Regions from separate parts of the Mus musculus genome. Here region 1 is linked to region 2. Evidence: chromatin loops called from intact Hi-C (ENCODE). Cell type or tissue: left cerebral cortex. All regions are shown on one strand. Links, peaks and the distances in the headings refer to the core of each region. The heading gives the core; the rest is flanking DNA. Region 1 overlaps Gm31870 (a long non-coding RNA gene). Region 2 has its middle 280 kb from the start of Gm31870.

What was found. Peaks named below come from ENCODE experiments on the same cell type or tissue, not always from the same donor. Only the 100,000 strongest peaks of a DNase experiment are listed, where the experiment ranks them.
Region 1: a loop joins it to region 2, with 2.8 times the contacts of the local background. A loop is called at or near these places in 2 of 42 quality-filtered maps.

What each region holds. Positions count from the first base shown.
Region 1 is chr1:193,731,956-193,741,833 of GRCm38, reverse strand. The region is part of intron 3 of Gm31870 (a long non-coding RNA gene); the gene reads right to left. Among named protein-coding and RNA genes, the nearest start is that of Gm31870, 81 kb to the right of the region's middle. In left cerebral cortex, for the core only: no CTCF peak of the experiment used is centred there; DNase peaks (open chromatin) are centred at 5,156, 5,518 and 5,549; H3K27ac peaks cover 1,405 bases.
Region 2 is chr1:193,926,759-193,936,636 of GRCm38, reverse strand. No RefSeq gene overlaps it. Among named protein-coding and RNA genes, the nearest start is that of Gm31870, 280 kb to the right of the region's middle. In left cerebral cortex, for the core only: no CTCF peak of the experiment used is centred there; a DNase peak (open chromatin) is centred at 5,289; H3K27ac peaks cover 509 bases.

The sequences.
Region 1 (9,878 bases), core at 2,524-7,523, 200 kb after region 2:
TCTGTGTCATAGTCCATTAAGAGAAGCTAAGGCAGGAACTCAAGCAGGAACAGGAGGCAGAGATTTAAAAAGGACTGATTACTGGTTTGTTCTTTATGGCTTGCTCAGCTTGATTTATTATACAGCCCAGGACCACCTGCCTAGGAATGGCTTAGCCCTTCAACATCAATCACTAATTAATAAAAAAAATACCCTACAGATCTGCCTACATGCCAATTTTATGCAAGCATTTTCCCAATTAATATTTCCTCTTCCCAGATATATCTAGGTTTGAGTCAAGTTGACAGAAAACAACCCACAATTACTACTTAAGAGGAAATGCACACAGGAATTTCATGATGAGGTGACCTGGAGCCTGTGAATAAGCCCCTGGGTCTGGAAGATAGAAGAAACTTTACTACCTCAAGTGGGAGACTGTCAAGCAGTGTTTTCTCTCTTATGTCTATTCAAAGACCTATTTGAGACTCTCCAAGTTCTCCAGGTGAACAAGAATGAAAGCCTTGCATTGTTACTCCATAGAACACATATTTAACCTGAGCTAGGCATTAGGTCCCAGTGCCCATCTCCCATACCCTAAAAGCACAAGAACAGAAATTTGAAGTAAAGCAGCTTGCTGTTGAAGGAGAGAGAATTCTTTGAGTGTGGCTAGTGACAAGTTACCCATGCTACAGTGGATGGGCTGCCCCACACCCATGAGTAAAAGGCCAGCACTTAGTGTATTATTTCAAAAAAAAAAATGGCAGAGAGGAAAGAAGGAAATTAAAATGGGAGGAGAATGTGTGCTGGAGAAGATCTGTTGGGAGTTGGAGAAGGAAAATGGGGACTAGATATGATCATATTTCGTTGTATGTTTGTATGAAATTCTCAAAGAATACGTTTTAAAAAGTAAAAAAAAAAAAAATAGCCAAGTGGTAGTGGTGCATGCCTTTTTTTCCAGTACTTGGGAGGCAGAGGTAGATGAATCTCTGAGTTCAAGGCCAGAGTGGTCGACAGAGGGAGTTCCAGGACAGCCAGAGCTAAACAGAGAATCCCTATGTCAATAAACAAAACCAAGCAAACAAACAAAGATAAAGTTGTAATGTTTTAAAATTATACTTATGGTGGGTAATTTACCTACATGTATACCTGTTAACTACATGTATGTCTGGTCATAAGAGGGCATCAGATCCCCTGGAACTGGAGTTACAGATGGTTGTGAGCCTCTGTGGGTGTTAATGAATCAAACCCTAGTCATCTGAAAATGAAGCCAGTGCTCTTAACTCCTGAGCTACCTCCTCATCCCTAAAGGTTGTTTTTAGAGCACATGACAAAAGCCAACCATTGTGCTGATCATTGTGAAAACTGTGCAGTTTCCCCTTATTACAGCCTCTTATGAACTTAATTATTCTCATCTCCACATGAGGAATCCCAGATTGATGTCTGTCCCTGACATTACAGAAAATATTGACTATCTTTCTAGAACTCTCTAACACAAGAGGTAAAGATGCAATGGTGGAACATTACACAGTGGCCTTCTGCCTTCTCATATTTAACTTTCACACAAGACAGGGACCAAGAAACAATGTGAAGTAATGGGCTGGAAGGAGGAGTAAGAAGAGGGAGAAGCATCGCCCAGGCAACTCTGGTGGTTATAATCAACTGATAAGCACCTTATCTAGTGTAACGACAACAGTAAATAAGGAAAATGGTGTCATCAACAATGGCAATGCCTTTGCAGGAGAGAGCTGTGTAATGCCCGGTATGCATCACTTAGGATTAACGCAGGAGAACAGAGAAGCATTCTCAGAGGACTGACACTTCTATATTCTTTTATCTGGGTAGACAGGGCTATGAGAGAAAGTCAAAAAGGTGGCCAAATGCCAGTCATTTATCTTTTAGAATAAACATTTTAATCTTTATAGACATCGGAAGTTTAAAATATTCTTCACACTAAAAATTCTAGACATCTTTTACTATGCCAGGAAAAATAAATTCATTATGCTTTTTCTTTATATTTCTGCAGAGCTAGAGATATATGAACCACTTTGTAGCACAAAACCAGAAATCTTACGTTTTGACCTTTCTTTTCTTCTAGTGTTAATCCCATTATGTGTAGAAACGTGTGTGCCTGCTCTCTGAAAGCTCAAGTGGCTGTGTGCATTCCAAAGCACCTCTCCTAATTCTTTCAGAAGTGTCGGGTGCTCTTGCCAGCTGAAACCCCTAGGTATGGCAGCTGGCTCATGAGCTCCAACACCTCCACCATCTCTCGGCAACATTGCCAATGCTTTCCTCAAAACCTCATTGGCTAGTGCTGAGCAGTGCCAGGATTTGCAGTCTTTAAGTCTGTATTTGGTTATCAATTTTCAAGCAAAATATCACTCAGTGAGTGGTGATCACTTAGTATCCTAACACTCAGCGTTCACTTTCTTTTCCATGAGCAAAACTTGTAGGTTATAGGTTTCCCCTAATTAGTTAGAGCATTGTTATTTTTCAAAGTGTTACCCAACAGTATAACTTTTATGGTTAAATTATAAAATTATAAAAATAAGGTTTTAAAACAGAAAATGGCAAATTGTAGCTACAATTCAATCCTCTGTGTTTAATAAGTGCAATTTTCCTCCCCTTAAAACCACTGATACTTTCTAGCAATGACCCATAATCAATCGAGAGAGAAAATAATTAAAAAGCAGCTATTAGTAAGTCACACTGTGGAAAATAGTTATAAGGGAAGCACACTGTCCCTGGGAAGTGGTGTTAATTCAGAATTCTGTGCTTAAAACAGTCCTTTCTGATTCTCCCCTATCTGAGGGGCAAGATGTGGCTTTCAGGACCATGGACAGGGCACGCGTGGGGTTGTTTTGTGTGTGTGTGTGTATGTGTGTGTGTGTGTGTGTGTGTGAACGCACGCGCATTCTCTCTCTGTCTCTCTCTCTGTCTCTCTCTGTGTCTCTGTCTCTCTCTTTCTCTCTCCTCTTTCCTCCCTCCCCATCTCTCTCTCCCTTTCTCCTCTTTTCTCTCTCTTTCTCTCCCTCTCTTTCTCTCCCCATCCTTTCCTCCCTCCTTTCCTTCCCCCTTTCCTTCCCCCTCCCTCCTTCTCTTCCACTTCAGAGAACTCCCCATAAGGCAACACAAAAATGCTAAATTCTATGTGACATTCACATATATTCATCTTTATTTTGGGGTTAGGCATCTGGCTTGTTCCCACTGTCGGGATTTCAGAACCCTCTGAAAATTGATATCACCCCAGGAACTTGAAGGCATTAAGTAAACCAAAGACAAATGTGTTTGTCCACTAAACAAATACTTTTAAAAATCATGGTGTCACCAGATTTTCTAATAATTGCATTGTATTTAAATCAGTAATTTTGTGTTTTAAGAGCAGAGTGATAAAGCTATCAACATTCTATTCTACCTTGTTTTCTTGAAGATACCAAAGAGCTCAGGCCAGCATCCTGTGTTCTTTTTTATAGCTGAGTTCATTTCCTTTACATAAACCATCTTGAATACTGTGAAGCTATTGCCCAGAAAGGGCATCCTAAATACTAAACATGAAAATAGAGGGGCAGGAGCTTCAATGTGCAAAGCAGGCCAACAAGGAGATAAAGTATAGGCTGTAGGATATGAAAGAACTAAGTACAGAATCACTAAGTAAATAAACAAAATAAATCCTAAGGAAATTTACATTGACAGAGAGAAAGCTGTTGGTGCAGATATGGATAAAGAGAAAATTAGTGTTTTGATATAAAATTGGAAAGCTTAAAGAATATGAAGGACAGTTGGAAAACAGTAATGTACATACTTCCCACTTAAGATTTTTGTCTCCTGATATCTGCCAATAAAATGTGGACCTTAGCCATCTTCTGTCTGGGAAGTTGATCACCATGGTTGTTGAAGGAAGGAAGGTGATCACTGTGATCTGAAGGGAAGTCAATCACTCAGCAGTCAGTAATTCTTGTTGTCATAAAAGCCTAGAACAATATCCATTCAAAGTGCTGGCTCCACCATGTAAACCTAAGCACCTGCTGCATCTCCTGCTTAATTAGGCATTGCCAGACAGTCAATGCACATTTGTTAAATAAATGAACACTTATGCCCTAAGCAAAGGAAGTTGGGAAGGTTTATTTATTTCCATTTCTTGAATGCAGTCTACAGCATAACATTGAACGCACACACTGCAATGTTTTTAACTATTAGATTATTTTTTCAATGAAATTTAAAATTTAGCCTTAGTTCTCCATAACTGTCACAGAAGGAATGCCTGATCCACAATCCCTCTTCCTGCCTTAAAATAGCTCACTTCTAGGATGGCCCAAGCAGCTATCACCTGCTTCTCTAGGTAATATTAAACCCAACATTTATTATTGAGCACCAATCTTGCTGCTTTAGCCGTTATGAAGGTTCATTTATGTACTAGAGGCTATTATGATTCCCATTTTACTGGCAAACTAAGCCACAAAGAAGACAGATTAGATCTTCCCAGATCATGTAGCTTGTAAGCTAAAAAGTGTGGTGTAAGAACCTTTCTGATTTGGTAGAGTGCAAGCCAAGATAGATGATAGATAGATAGATAGATGGATAGATAGATAGATAGATAGATAGATAGATAGATAGATTTTAAAAGTCAGAAATCAGCATCTAATCCATGAAAATGAAACCCTTGGTGAGCATTCAGGAGCCCTGTGGCCACAGCTCTGATGCAAGTGTCTTCAGGTTGATCCTCTAACTCAGGTTCTCTGGATACTTAGCACAGTACAGGATTTCTTCCAAATAGCTTTGCTTGTATGGGAGTTTCCTTACAGCAAAGGCACAGAGCTAGCTGCCTGGTGCCCTTTCTCAATTAAGCAACTTTGATTTCTTCTTTGTATAATTTGTGGCCCCACTGCACCCCACATGACCCACGTCATCAGTCTGCTGCTCTTCCTCCTTGTGTGGAGTCCCGGGTTCTGATGGAGAGAGATCCACTGAGCTACAGCCTCCTGAGAGGAGAGCTTCTGCACAAGGTCACAGATCGGTGCTCTGTGTATCTGGATGTCTTGTACACTTCCGACTCCTGCCATCATTCCTCTCCTAAGGTGCATTCACTCATTCTCTGCTTACTTTAAGGCTTCAGTTCTGCTCCAGAGATACGTCCTGATAGGCTGAGTCACTGAGCCTTTTCTCAATAAAGCACAGAAGATGGATAGTCACAATGCCTTCCTTCAGCTCTCATAAATCTAATAAATGGTTTCATCCCTATCGCCTCTCCCGGAATCCTTCACAGGGCCTTGGTTGGCTCCTGTTATAGATAAGAAGGGGGTGTTTGCAACCTAGATATTGATGAGACTAAAAGAACTGCACTAATAATTCTACATCCCTATGACTTCATTCTTATTGCTCAGCAAGCTGTGAGTGGCATCCCCTAAGTGAAAAACAATGTGGCCAGAACAATACAGAAGTGGGTGCTGTCAGATCACTTGGTGTCTAAGTTATGCTGGCAGGCTGGTTCTCTGGGCTCCTGAGAGTCAGAGTGTGCTCATGGCAACCATTGAAGGATGCCATGAGCTGCTTCTTTCTCCAATCAGAGGGGATTAGAAAACCTGAACTTTTCCAATTTCCTGGTGGAAAAATACAGGAACAGTTTCATCAAAATGAACTTCCTACAAATAACCACATTTCTAAAATTAGGAGACACAATATGTTTCAGCAAAAGAAAGAAACCGTGAGATTCAGACCCTGAGCAAGAAATACTTTCTTTGCTTAACCCAGAATCTCACTTATTTTATATTTTGTTCAGCATATGTTTTGTAAAACCAATTTCCTTTACCACTCTCCCCCATTGGGACTCTTCACAAATGAAAAAAAAAAAAAATAGGGAAAGGTTTTTTTTTCACCTCATAAGACTAAGATTATTTTAGATATGAAAGCTTTTCTTTTTCTTTCTTTTTTTTTTAACTAAAGGCAATTGTGAGAAAAGCAAGCATGTAAGTGAGAAAGCAAGAAAGTCATCTGTAATCTACCACAATTTACTAAGCAAATCATACCAGAAGATGGACCCTCACTCCAAATCTAACAGCATTCTCCCTGGTGACCTGGGAAACTTTGCTGGTATTGGTTTTGGTCACGATCTCTGAGATTTCCAAATCATCTGAGAAAATCATTCCTCTGTGTTTAATAATCATAAAGTAATCTTTGCCAGTAGCCTCTCCATGACATACCACAACTTGGGTCAATATAGCTGATACAGGAATATTGGGGCCTCTTTGAGGGTGATGGAGCCTTCCTATGCTTGTGGTGTTAGTGTCCCTGATGGCTCAAAGGCCACCAAAGCTGCCCCCAAACCAGTGGCTTTTGTTGAAAACTCACAGAAACGAAGAGGGTGAGATTTAAAGAGAAACTTGTAAATCCACAGGTGGGAGATTATGAGGAAGAAAGAGCCATGTTGTTTGAGTTAGACACGGAGGTCAGTTATATTTTTGATCAAAAGCCACATGGTAAAGAGGGGAACTTCGAAAGAGAATGATAAATCCCAAAGTACCAGAGAAACCATAGTTAGATCAGCATTAAAAAATAAAATAAAAGACAAAGGAGAAGAAAAGGGGAAATGTATGTTTCTCTGGGTTAGGACTCAGAAAGGTGAGCAGACCTAGCAAACCCTCACAGTGGCACACAGGGACTGTACCAGGTGGGGAGAGTCTGGAAGCAAAAATACATCATCTCACTAAAGGGAAAATTATTCTACCCATCTCTATAACGTGGCATAAGGGAAACTCACCTCCTGAGGTTAGTTTACCTTAGTTCCTTGGCTAGGTGATTGGCTAACTCAGCTGTATTAATTTTGAATGTCAGGTCTCCTGTCAGAGATGGATTCCATTCTTTTGACAATAAGACAACAGCTTTCCTGTTATGGGTCTTCAATGCCACTGCAAAAATTCTAAAGTAGAGATCATGGAAGTACATCTCAATCACTTTTTACCTGGCTCCTTAGTGACAACAGTAGGGCCCCAGTATCCCAAAGGACAGTCACCAGATCTGAGACTAGAGGCCGATTTCAACACCAAAACCTAGAGAAGCTAGGAAGCCAATTGCATCCTGCCTCTGTCTCTGCCTCTCTTAGAGGAAAAACCAACCAACCAAGCAAACAATAAAACCATTGTAAGACTGTTCATTCTCAGCCTGCCCTCCTGAGGGCTTCACCTTTATAATGAGCTGGACTAGAGGAGGAGATTGCATTCTGCTCCATATGAATTATCATTATAACAAGCATCCAGGCTGCCCATCAAAGATCCCAGAACTGGGGCAGTAGTGAGTGGAGGGGGGATGGAGAGCGGGTAGAAATTTCCATACAGACATAAATGTGGACCCTCATTAGAGAACAAGCCTTCACTTCAAAAAGACATGAACTCCGCACAGGTCTCCTGCCTGTTAAATATGTACAGAGTATGCTTGTTTGATGATGAGAGTCGCAGTTTGGCTATTTGAATGGAAATGAATTTTAATAAGCATTTGAAGCAGGGAAAGCTACAACCCTCATCTGCTCCTGGATCACCAGGCATCTTCCTCACCATCATCACCTCTGAGGGGAGACTACAGCCCTCATGATGAGTGCAGAATGTCTTCTCTCCTCGGTCTTTGTCAATGTTCATTAACCTTGCAAGTTTCTTTGCTAGCCAGGAAACACAGCTGTCCCTGGGAAATTTCCATATTCCTTAAGAAAAGCAGGGTGTGGAATTACCACTGGGTAGGGGAGTGGGGGGTCCTGCCAACAAAAAGCACAGTGAAAGAGCTGTCTGGGAAAGAAATACAAAGACCATCTTGATTAGCACTTTCATTACCCACTTAAATATCTACACACTTTTGCACTCACTTTGCACTGTTATAAAATTAAGTATAATGTGGTTATTTATCCCATGCGTGTTCATCCCAACAGAAAAATAAATCAATTATTATTGTAAATCTCAGTCTCACTTCCAGTCCAAAATAAGGGCACAAATACCCTTGGATTATTTCTCTCTTCTTGGCATTTTAGCAGACCTAGAGCTCAGAAACATTCCAGCAACCTTAACAGATTATGAATCTATCATCTTAACAGGAACAAAACAACTTAAACCTGTGCAGGGATGGTGACAAGATAATTCTGAAATGCTTTCAAAGAAGTGTGGCTCGGAATTGGCAGGGTGCCTCACGGTGAGCTGGGAGCTGTCTTTCCCAGCCTCTGAACTAACTCACATGGTTCCTGTTGTTTTCTGGGGTTTTTTCCGATGTATTGTTTATCCATGCAGACTCTAAGTCAGTAAGGTCACTGACCCTAAGTTAGTCCAACCTCATTAAGCCCGATCCTGCCAATGTTTTCACCCCACCGTGTGACAGCCCTTTACCCAATGCCATCTTACTGACATCTCTAATTAAAGACAATAAGGCCCCTCCATGTACTTACAGAAAAGTACATAATATTTATCTCATGTTTAGGATAGAAAAACAAATACTGCCTAAGGATAGGGATTCTGAAATCATTACGATCTAAGAATAAATATTGTTGCCAGTACAACCTCTCTGCACCCTGCATGTTAGGGATTAAGGTGAGCATCACTAACTCAGCTCTCAACAAAGACTACAGAGGAAAGAAATCAAGCATATTCTAGAAGCTTCTCTTTGTCCAAATTCTCAAACAATACATTATTTTTCTTCCTTTCTTTTAAGCTTGTGTATGTGTGCGTGTGAGTGGGTGTACACAGGTGTTTTCAGGCATAGGCATGTCACAGGGCTTTTTATAAAGGTCAGAGGGCAACTCTGAGTATCTGCACTCCCCTTTCACAGTTTTTTTGCAGCTGGATCTCTTACTGTGCATTGCTGGGTAACCCAGGCCAGCTGGCCCAGAAGCTTCTGTGGGTTCTCCTGTCTCCTTTTCCCATCTTGCTTCTGGAGGATTAGGGTTACAGATGTTGGCTTTCTGTGGGTTCTGAGGATCCCAACTAAAATCCTCACACCTGTGCAGAAAGTGCCTTACCCCCCAAGCTGTCACCCAGCCCAGCAAGAGTACATTTTTAGAGTCATTTCCAAGTTTGTTTCATGAGGGTGAAGATTCTCTCATGCAGTCCTCCATATGCTTTATGCTTTTACTAATTTCAAATAACTATATCCCGAAGCAGGAGATGCAAGCACATGGGTGTGCTCCCCAAATCCATTGCCAGACCCTGCATAATTTAAAGTCGGCACTGCTTTAGTCAGAAGGCTGTGCTGGGAACTCTCTTCTTTCCCTAATTTCAGAAGTTTAATTCGGTTGCTCCTCCCACCTTCCTTTTCTTTTGAGCGACTCTTACTCTTCTCCCATGGGCCCTAGAAGTAGATAGGGAGGAATAAATGCCTCTAAACTGGGGCTGGAAAAGGGTCCCAGCCACTTTCTCCCCATTACAGCCCCACCAGGCCACTCCAGCTGACAACCTAACAAGGTGATAATGGGCCCGGTTCACAGCAGGTTGTTTGAAATAGGTTGAAGAGGTTCATTTGCATTCAAATCTTCCCTCTCTGGCTGGCTTTTGTTTGGCCCCTTGATTTCTACTCCCAAGACACCCTTTGGTTGACTTGGAGTGGAACAAAATCACATTGCTTCAGAATTTGAATTGCAGGCTTGGGTTTTAAATGTGTCCCATTATTTCATCAAGTTGTGGTGGGGGAGGAGTGAAAGGAGAGAAAGAAGAGCAAAGAGATTCTGAAATGAAAGGAGAGATGACAGATGGGTGCAAATGTCCCTTTTAAGTGCAGAGGAGCAGCTGATGCCAGGCCATGAAATTAAATTAATGCATCTGTGGCTGGATATGTTCTCCAGCTTCTTACTCCTGCTGGGAAACTTTGGGTTCCTTTTACAAGACCAAAGATAGACCCCCTGCACCAGAGGAAAGCCCTGTGCTCACAGTAGGTGCTGG
Region 2 (9,878 bases), core at 2,224-7,223:
TTCAGATTCCCATTTCCAGATAATAAAATGCAAGTCATATTATCTTACAGAATTGCTAAGATACTGATAGTAGTTTGCATATGTATAATTTTAAAAGTTTTTGCCTTTGTTCTGATATTTTCCTTCATGTCCCTTCTTGGATTTAGTGGAAAGAACAGTGGGGATGAATCAGGGATGGGGACAGAGAAATGCAGGACACTAATCCTAGTCTTCTTAGTGGCTCTAAAATAAGGTCATGCAGCACCCACTGGGGTCCCTTCTGTGTTAGTAAGAGCATGGATATAAATAACTGGACTGTAAAACAAAGCCCACCACCCACATAGTTTCAGATCAGAGGTAAAGGTAGCAGAGATGGCTCAGAGTGACTTAGAGAATGAATGAGATCAAGGCAGGAATGAGCAGGAAAGCAGACTTGGCAAGCCACACACTGACACTGCTTATGCTTCGTCACTCCGTGCCAATTCTTACAAATATAAAGGCACAGACAAGACAGTGTGAGATCTAAAGTAGGTATCACTGTGTGGTACTTGCCCACAAGAGGGACTTCTGAAGCATGAGCTACCAGGTGGTCCATAGACTGACCTCCAATGTTGGTATAGTGCCCAAACTTTCCTTTCTACTAGTGAGCACAAAGCACTGTAATGTGAGGAGACTTTCTCTCCTGTATCCACATCCAATGTGGATGTGTGGAGAAGGAATATAAGCCTTCTATCCAGAGCCCAGAACTCCCTTCCTGACTTTCTCTTTAAAAGGTCATCTACTTTATAATCCACTGTCCGTCATCTGGCCCTTGAGATAGCTCTAATGAAAGACTAATTTTCTAGTAACAAAGATAGAGCTTAGACTATGTTCTCCTATTTGGAGATAAATGGACTTTCACACGCATGTACTTGCAATCAGAATGTAATTAAAACATAAGAGAGCTTCAGTAAGCCCACCTACCAGTTCTGTGAACAGAATGGAAAAGTGGGGAGACAGCTCACACATGGAAGTGACTCTTGAGTTTCTTAGCAACCCATTTGGCCAGGTTTGAGCTTAGCTTTTCTTTTCTATTTTCTTTTCTTTTCTTTTCTTTTTTTTTTTCAGTCAGCTTTTCTGCTTCTCTGTTCTTATGAACCACAGCTTGAATAGTTCTCTCTGAGTGTGACTAGGCCTGAAATCCAAGGTCCATCCAGATAGCCAGAATGGCAAAACACTTTCCCAGTACAAATAATTCACAACCTATTGCCATGACAGAGAATAAATCACACACTGAGGTTTAAGTCTGGCATCTGAATTCCAACTATTGAATTGGGCACATTTTCACCAGATAGCTTTGCAAGGGGCCTATGGTGTCAACTACCAGGGTCAAACTGTTAACCAGATAGAAATTACCTTTCTGAAGTGGTTTTAAGCATAGACCTCAAGAGGATATCTCTATATATAGTCTTTAGTACGATGAATATTAATTGGCCATATTCTGGTGTCTAAAACTCTGAACGAAATGTGGGAGTCCATCTGTGGGAGTGAAGTTAGCCTGCATCATCTCTTCCACACAAGGTGAACCAGTCTTCATAGCACCTTCACAACTCAGCAACTTTCCTGAGCACTGAACCCACGGAACCAGATCTTGGCTCTGTACTATATATACATCTGTCTTTTTTTTCTATCTAGAGATAAATAAGTAATCCCCTCCAAGTTCAAGTCTTGTGCTATCCTATTTTCAGAAAAATGGACATGAAGTTTTCCTTGATACATGGGTATGAGAGGCCTTATCTGTGTCTCCGGATACATAAAGTGCATGTTGTTCCTTCATTTCTCCACACTATCAGGCCAAACAGGGAAGACATGCTTCCTTACCTCCAGTTTATTGGGCTGAACAGGCTCAGGAGATGACTAGAGAGATACACAATGCATCCAAACTCTACTGGGCTTCATTCAGAGAGATGTCTGCTGACACACACTCTTACCTTTGCTGGATGTACTGCAAAGAGTTTCTGCTTACACAGGAGCATTGGGAAACCCCAAACTCCCTGGACTTGTGGAATTTGCAGTGCAGGCTCCCAGAGTCAGCACTGACCCAAACCTCTTAGCTTATCTGTCTGCTGCCCACATATCTTAGGCAAATAGCCCTGGGGTAGAGGGGAGAACAAACACTGAAGAGAGAAAACAAAGATGCTTAGCACTGTGACTTGGGTGTATTAAGCCAGTTAATCTTACACAGGCAAAGACTGAGGAGCCTGAGCAGAGGTGGGGGTAGTGTGGGGAAAGTCACACAGGCCAGGCACCATACGAGGGCTGAGCTCTAATTTAGCTAGAACAGCTAATGATTTTAATGATTTGTTGTGATCTCAAAACAACAGTTAAACGATAAATCCACACCATTCAGGCTTTTATGATGCTTGGCTTCATTTAGTAAATAGTGTGGGTTGGGGGCTTAGGTTGAACATTTGAGATTATTTTGTTGTAAAGACACCCACATTTAAATAATAAAAAACCAAGCGCCAGGTCCCCAGGAGCAACTGGCTCCCAAACCCTGTGAAGGTGAAATGGAAAGACGTCCTTGAAAACAACCCAAAGGTTTGCTCAACTGCCTCTGCTGTGTGTTCTGGGCAGAAAGCAAACAAGCACAGAAAATTGAAAGTTGATTGTTTTCCATCTTAGTTTGAGGCTCCAGTCCAGGGGGAGAATGCAGTTCCTGGTGTTTTGATACTCTGGGGGAAAGTCTGATCATGCCTCTAGATTGAAAAGCCAAAGAAGTTCCCACTGCTGTATACAGAGGCAAGTGTCATGTTTAGAGTTTTCTTCATACAGTAAGGACCCAGAACTGTCAAAATAATGACCAGGAAATTTGACAATCTGGAATCCTCTACTATTAAAGGCTTACATATATCTGTGGCATGTTGAACGCTATGATTTAAATAAAGATTCTTAGACCCTTGATAGAATCATCAACTAAGAACCCAATTTACCCAAACTTTCTTTAATGTTTGTTTGTTTGTTTGTTTGTTTGTTTTTGATTGATACTGGCTTTTTCTGGAAAGACAGCCTACCCTGTGGTAGATTAACTCAGAAAATTCTGGAAAATTTGAGATGCCCATACCCCAGGTGACACTGTCTATAGATAGTGGTTCTATTGTCACTTCCACACCTTTAACCCTTATTCTGCTGACTCTTTCCTTCCTATTCTAAACTTTGAAGTTCATCCCATTAAATCATGTCCTCTCATACTGTCCTCTACAAAGATCAAAATGATGAATTAAGGTTCCTTGTTGCTTGATTTTTAGCCCTTTTAAAGCTCCTGCTCCTTCGTTTGTGTGTAGACTTGCCTGTGGAAACTAGAGGCCAACATCAAGTGTTTTCATCAGTTACAAGCCACTATATTTTAAAAACTAATTTGTCTCAACTGTTTGACCAGTGATCTCTAAGGATTCTCCTGTCTCTACCTCTTCAGCATTGGGATTGTAGGTGTATGCCACTACACACAGCTCCATACACAGTTGCTAGGGATCAAACTCCGGTCCCCATGCTTGTAAGGAAGACACTTTACTGACTGGCCATTTCCCCAGCCCTTTTGTGGTGTCCTCTCCAATACAACCTGTCACAATTCTTCTTGATTTCAGCATGCAGGGAACAGTGTTTTCCATATCCATTTGCTCTTCTCAATATGCCAGTCCTCCCGGGACCCCAAGGTCAATAGCTACATCTCTTCCTTGGTGTAAATGTAAAACATTCTGTAATCCAACAGTACTCTTCTGTCTTTCCAAGACATTCTCAATCGCCACAGCTTCACCAATCCTTCCCTCAAAACTTGCCAAACTACCCTTGAAAGTCTATTGAGCCCATGAACTTCAATATCTTTTACTGTTTTGTGGAATTATTTTCTTAGCATGGGCTTAAATTCCATGATGAACAATTATCATCAGCCCCCTGCAATAGTCTCTGTGCTCTTTTCTCTCCACCATAATCACCCAGCAGAAGTCCATGCAAGCATTTAAATGTTTCTGGGGAAAAGTATCAAATTTTGCTAAATATATTCATGACCATAACTAAGCTCTTGGTTCTCAACACAATTTTCTGCCAAAGTTTTTTTTTTTTTCTTTTTCCCTCTTCTTTCCTAGGTAGCCATTTCATTCTTTGTTGTCTTTTGTGATTTCCATTTTTTCCTCCCCACTTGTCTTTGACAAATGACCTTGGTCTCTTCTCAAAGAAGACACCAGAATGTATCAGAAAAACATTCCCAACCACTTACCTGCACCCACTGTTGCACATGTGGCCTGAGTGAACTGTCCCTGAGCTTGCCAGTCTGCCCCTCCCCACTTGTCTCCTGCAGATCCTCTTAGCTCCCACTTAGATCATCAGATGGCCTCTCATGAGTGATAGCTCCTGAAATGACACAATCATCCAAGAATTGCTAATCACTTCTAACCAAAGCTAGAGTGCAGGCATCACTTCTAACACTGCTCTATCTATCTCTACACATATTCAGAATCCTTCTCATCACCTCTATTGCTATTACCTTCAAGGAAGCTACATTATTCCTTCCTGGGGTTGTTACAATTGTTTTGTTTAGTAACTAATTAAGTGACTTCCCTGCCTCTTTTCCCTCCTGGTCTGCATTTTTTCAATACAGCATTAAAAAGTATTTCAGTAAAATGTCAGTTTGTACAGTCTTTTAGGAGCCCAGTGGTTGGCCACTTTACCAAGTTCCCTTAACAGTCCTCAAGTCCATTTCATCCATGACCTCCGTGACCTTGTATATAATATCCATCTTATTTTATTTCATCCTAAAATTCATCTTTCTGGATTTTTCCTGAGTCAAATCATCAACCAAGCCCCTAGTTAAAGATGCCCGTGCTACTCTCTCCATCTGTATGGAATTTTCCCAGATAGCCCCACTGCTTCCCCCAGCATCTCCACAGGTCCATCTTCCAGTTCACAGTAAACTCTTTTAATACTCAGTGAAGTTTCACGTCTCTTCCTTTCTCAACACCCTGCTCTCTGTGACTCGATACAGTTTTCTCCCCAACACTGATCTCCACATGAGCTCTCACATCTTCTCTTTTCTGTTTGCTCACAGTCAGCCTCCATCACCGGAACACAAACTCCGTGACAGCAGGAACTGAAACCTATGGCTCTGAGTGCTGATTGCTGTGTATACAAAATGATCTGTTACATCATGAGTGTCTAAGTATCTACTGAATGGGTGAAGATCTAACCCAACAGGTACATGAATAGCACAAATATTTAAGTCCTGATGGTGTGCCCAGAATCTTATATAAGCAGACAGATATATTTACACAATCAGCCTGCAATCTAGGCAGTAACACGATTACTGTTAAACTTTACATCATTATTTTTATCCCATAGCACTGGAGTCAAGTTTAGCCCAAAATAATGTTCTGCAGCTCCAGCCAACAAGGAAACATTTGCTGGGGCTATGCAGGAAAATCTTCTCAGCTTAAAATTTAACAAGAAGATTCTTCTAAAATTTTGTCTTTTTTTAGAATGCCAGAGAAAACACAGATAATTCAACGGGGGAAGGTACTTTGAAAGCTTGGCAGGAATAGTGTGCAGATAAAAGTGTATGACAAGAAGGGAGGGAAAAAGTGAGAGAGGAAGGGTCCCAGAAGAAATATAAAAAACGGGGAGTATCACTTTCAGAGCTTGGTAGAAAAATCTAAAGCTTCCTAAAACAGTATATAAATCAACTATGTAAGACAACAATTGGATATGCACAAAAGGAGTCACCATCAACATTAGAATCCCAAACTCTCATTCATTTGGTTCTGCCAATGAAGATGCTGGGGTATTACACACCCGTCAACAAACCACCACCACAACAAGGAAAAAAAAAAAAAAACAAGTATAGCTTTGATATGTCTAGGCAAAAAGATACTATCAATAGGACAAAATAGCAGCCTATAAGATGGGAAATGCTCTCTACCAACTCTAAATATGACAGAGGGCTAATTTCCAAAATATATAAAGAACTCAAAAAACTAGACATCAACAAATTAAATAATCCAATTAAAAAATGGGGTACATATCTAAACAGATTTCTCAACAGAAGAATCTCAAATGACAGAGAAGCACTTGAAGAAATGTTGAACATCTTTAGTCATCAAAGAAATGCAAACCAAAATGACTCTGAGACTCTACCCTACACTTGTCCAAATGGCTAACATCAAAGGCATAAGTGACAACTCATGAAGGTGGGAATGTGGAGCAAGGGAAATATTCCTCCATTGCTGGTGGGAGTGCAAATTTGTACAGCCACTTTGGATATCAATATGATAGTTTCTCAGAAATTTGGGGATTAATCTACCTCAGGATACAGCTATATAACTCCTGGGCATATACCTAAAAGGCACTCCATCCTACCACAAAGGCTTAATTATGTTCTTAGTGCTTTGTTCATAATAGGCAGAAACTAGAAAGAACCTAGATGTTCCTCAACCTAGGAATGGATAAAGAAAATGTGGTACATTTACATAATGGAGTGTTATCCAGTTGTTAAAATCAATGACATCATGAAATTTGCAGACAAATAGATGGAGCTAGAAAACAAAATAATCCTGAGTGAGGTAACCCAGACCCAGAAAGACTGATGGAAACAGATGCTGAGAACCACAGCCAAACAGGCAGAGCTTGGAGAATCCTGTGAAAGAAGGGGAGGAAGGATTGTAGGAGCCAAAAGGCTCAAGGACACCATAAGAAAATCCCTAGAATCAACAAACCTGGACTCATAGGGGTTCATAGGGACTGAACCATTAATCTGGGAGTCTGTATGAGCCTAACCTAGGCCTTCTTCATATATGCTATAGTTGTATAGCTTGGTGTTTTGTAGGACTTCTCACAAAGTGAGCAGGGGCTGTCTCTGACTCTCATGCCTGATTTTGGGACCTTTGTCCTCCTACTAGGTTACCTCATCCAGCCTTAATATAAGAGAATGTGCCTCGTCTTATTGCAACTTGATATGCCATGTTTGCTTGATATCTCTGGGAAGCCTGCCCTTTTCTGCAAGGAAACAGAGAAGTAGATGAGGAGAGGAGAGCTGGGAGGGAAGGTCTGTGAGGAGAAGAGGGAGGTGAAATGCAGTCAGGATATAATATATGAGAGAATAAATTAATCTAATAAAACAAAAGCAAAACAAACTCTGTATGAGTTCTTGCTAGAGTAAAGATGACAGGTCTGGCCATTACCAATCATACCTTGCCTAGTCACTTCATCCTTTCAACTATTCACTTAGAAGTCATTGACAGTACTTGTTCTTCTACCCTGAGCCTAGACAAGGCTCATACTCTAATGGGAGAGGCAGAAACTGAGTAGTTTACACAAACTTATATTGTATGTTAGATGGTAATCAGAGCTGGAGAGACAAGTAGAGAAATGGGGCATGACTGAAAACAAATGTTATCTGCATAAGTAGCTTATTTGAGTGACTGCTACTAATATGAGAACAAAATCCAGAGATGAGAGGAATAGTGACAATAAAACCTGACCTGGGTGAATAAGCTTTCCACACAAAGGGAAAAGCAAAGACAAACCCTGGGGTAGCAACAGGATTCTTGCTGAACCATACAGACATTAACATGGCCAGAGTATTGAGGGAAAAGAGAGGCCACATTGGGAAGGTAACAAACCACAGGTTTATCTTTGAAGCCTTAGGTGCTTAAAACATCAGCTCTGAAATAGGGAATCAACAAAGATCTCTGAAGAACAGAGTTCTGTGACCTGAGTTCCGTGACCTGACTTACGGGAAATGTCATTCCAGGAACCTGTTGAGAACCTGCTGTGACTGAGACAGAGGACAAGGGGTTACACCCAGCCGGCTGGGCTAGAAGCTGTTGCTGCAACCTGCAGGAAGGAGGTGGTGCTGGGTCCCTGGAAAGGGTTGCATGTTGTGTGTTATTGAAAGCTGAAGTGTAGTTTTTACAAGTAGGTCTCACAGACTTGAGAAAGAGAAGTGCACCCTCAGGGGCTTTTGTAAGAATAAAGTTGCTATTTCCTGAGCTGACAGACTGAGATCAACGGGCCCTGGTCAGTCAGGGTAGGTGGGGAGGAAGCAGTTCACCTTTAGACACACCATGTTGAGATGTTTTTAGACCACATAGCAGTATATACATGTGGATTTTGATATGAAGAAACAAACCACCTTTGAGCTGCTTGTACTAATGACCCTTGGTTGAACTGACTTTTCTATCTATAAAAACAAGAAACTGAATTCTGCTTTGGAAACTATACCACTACACCTCCTAGAATATTCACAAGGTGTGTGTGTGTGTGTGTGTGTGTGTGTGTGTAATTCATATTGTGATGATCAAGTGCTAAATTATAGGAAATCAAGTAAATACCACAGCAGTCTGGAGGGAAGAAAAATTAATAGGAATTAGTGTCACTGAGAGGCTACACAGAGTGTGGCACCAGTCCATCCCTGTGACTTATGGTAGGGCTTTGGGAAACATCACAGATTGGATACACTACTGGTTGAAGTTTCCAGCAAGGAGACCACAGAAGCAACTGGGAATGAGGGTTAGCATAGTTCTGGGTAGATATGAAGCAACGCTGCCACCTGGAATGTTTTTCATTGGTCTGGCACTCCTCAACCATGAGAGTGCTCCCCTGAGTTCTAAGACATGAATTACCTGCTCTACAGAATTCTTAGAGAGACCATAGATGGTTCAAGGAGGAATAAAATATGCATAAGTTTCCTAGAAAGTATATTTAAGGAATTCATATGTGTGCATGAGTATGAGTGAGTGAGAGAGAGAGAGAGAGAGAGAGAGAGAGAGAGAGATGGTATGTGTATGAGTGTGTTTGTATGTGAGTGTGTTTGTATGTAAGTGTGTGTAAGTGTGTGTGAAAATGATACAATTTATTTATATTCTAAAATATGTTTCCCGTGAACTGTGGACTGTCTATCTTCCATACAACTCTGGAGCAATGATTATGTACCAGAATACAGGAGTCTGACTCTACACAAGACTAAGTTTTAAATACTAGTACTTTTAGGGGAAGAAACAACAGAAACTTTGGCCCAGTTCCTATCCCCCCCAGAAAGGTACTATGTGGACTGTTCTGGCCACTCATGACCACAAAAAAACTAGTGAGTAGGAAGTTTGTCAAAGAGCTGTAAACAAAGCTTTCTGTTTTCTCCACTACCCCAGAGTTAATACAATTAATTATTATTTCTGATGTATGTGTAGAGAGGATGATTGAATAAAGAGAAATTTCTGAGTTGTCATGAGCTTTGATTTTATAACTCTAATTGTACGAATGAAAAGCAGAATCTTCACTATTACTTTTGGAAATCGTAACAGAGAATGAGTCACAAGGATAGCATAGCAAGCACATGGAGCCATTTCGGACCACCATGAACAGGAGTTTGGGGGGAGCTCTTAAAACACAAAATTCAAGAGACTCATGGAACTTCAGGCATTTGCCCCACATCACACATGTATATCTGTGGCAGAGGAAGAAGCCCAGAGTTCCCCAGTCTTCCATTACATCTTTTCATGATTGCTTGTCAATAAAAAAGATCCCTTTTATTTGCATAGAATGGAGACCTGAGGATATACAAAGGATTCCTCTGGTCCATTTCTTCAAGGATGATGCTCTTCAGACTGCAAATAGTCATTGCTAGAGAAAACAATCCCGGGGTGAGAATAGACAAGGTCAATGGTTCATGGGTCCAACTGTCTGGATCTGCCTACTGTACATTTTGTTCCTGTAAATGTTACTGTTGCCTCATTTGCAGGGTTCAGGGTTCTCTCCTGTGGCTCTTGGCCAGATTGCTATATATGAAAAAGACTATCCATAATATGTCTCTTTCCTTGTATGAAGATTTTCAAGATCTGTTAGTGCTAAAAAAAAAAATACTTTTTTGAGCAAATAAT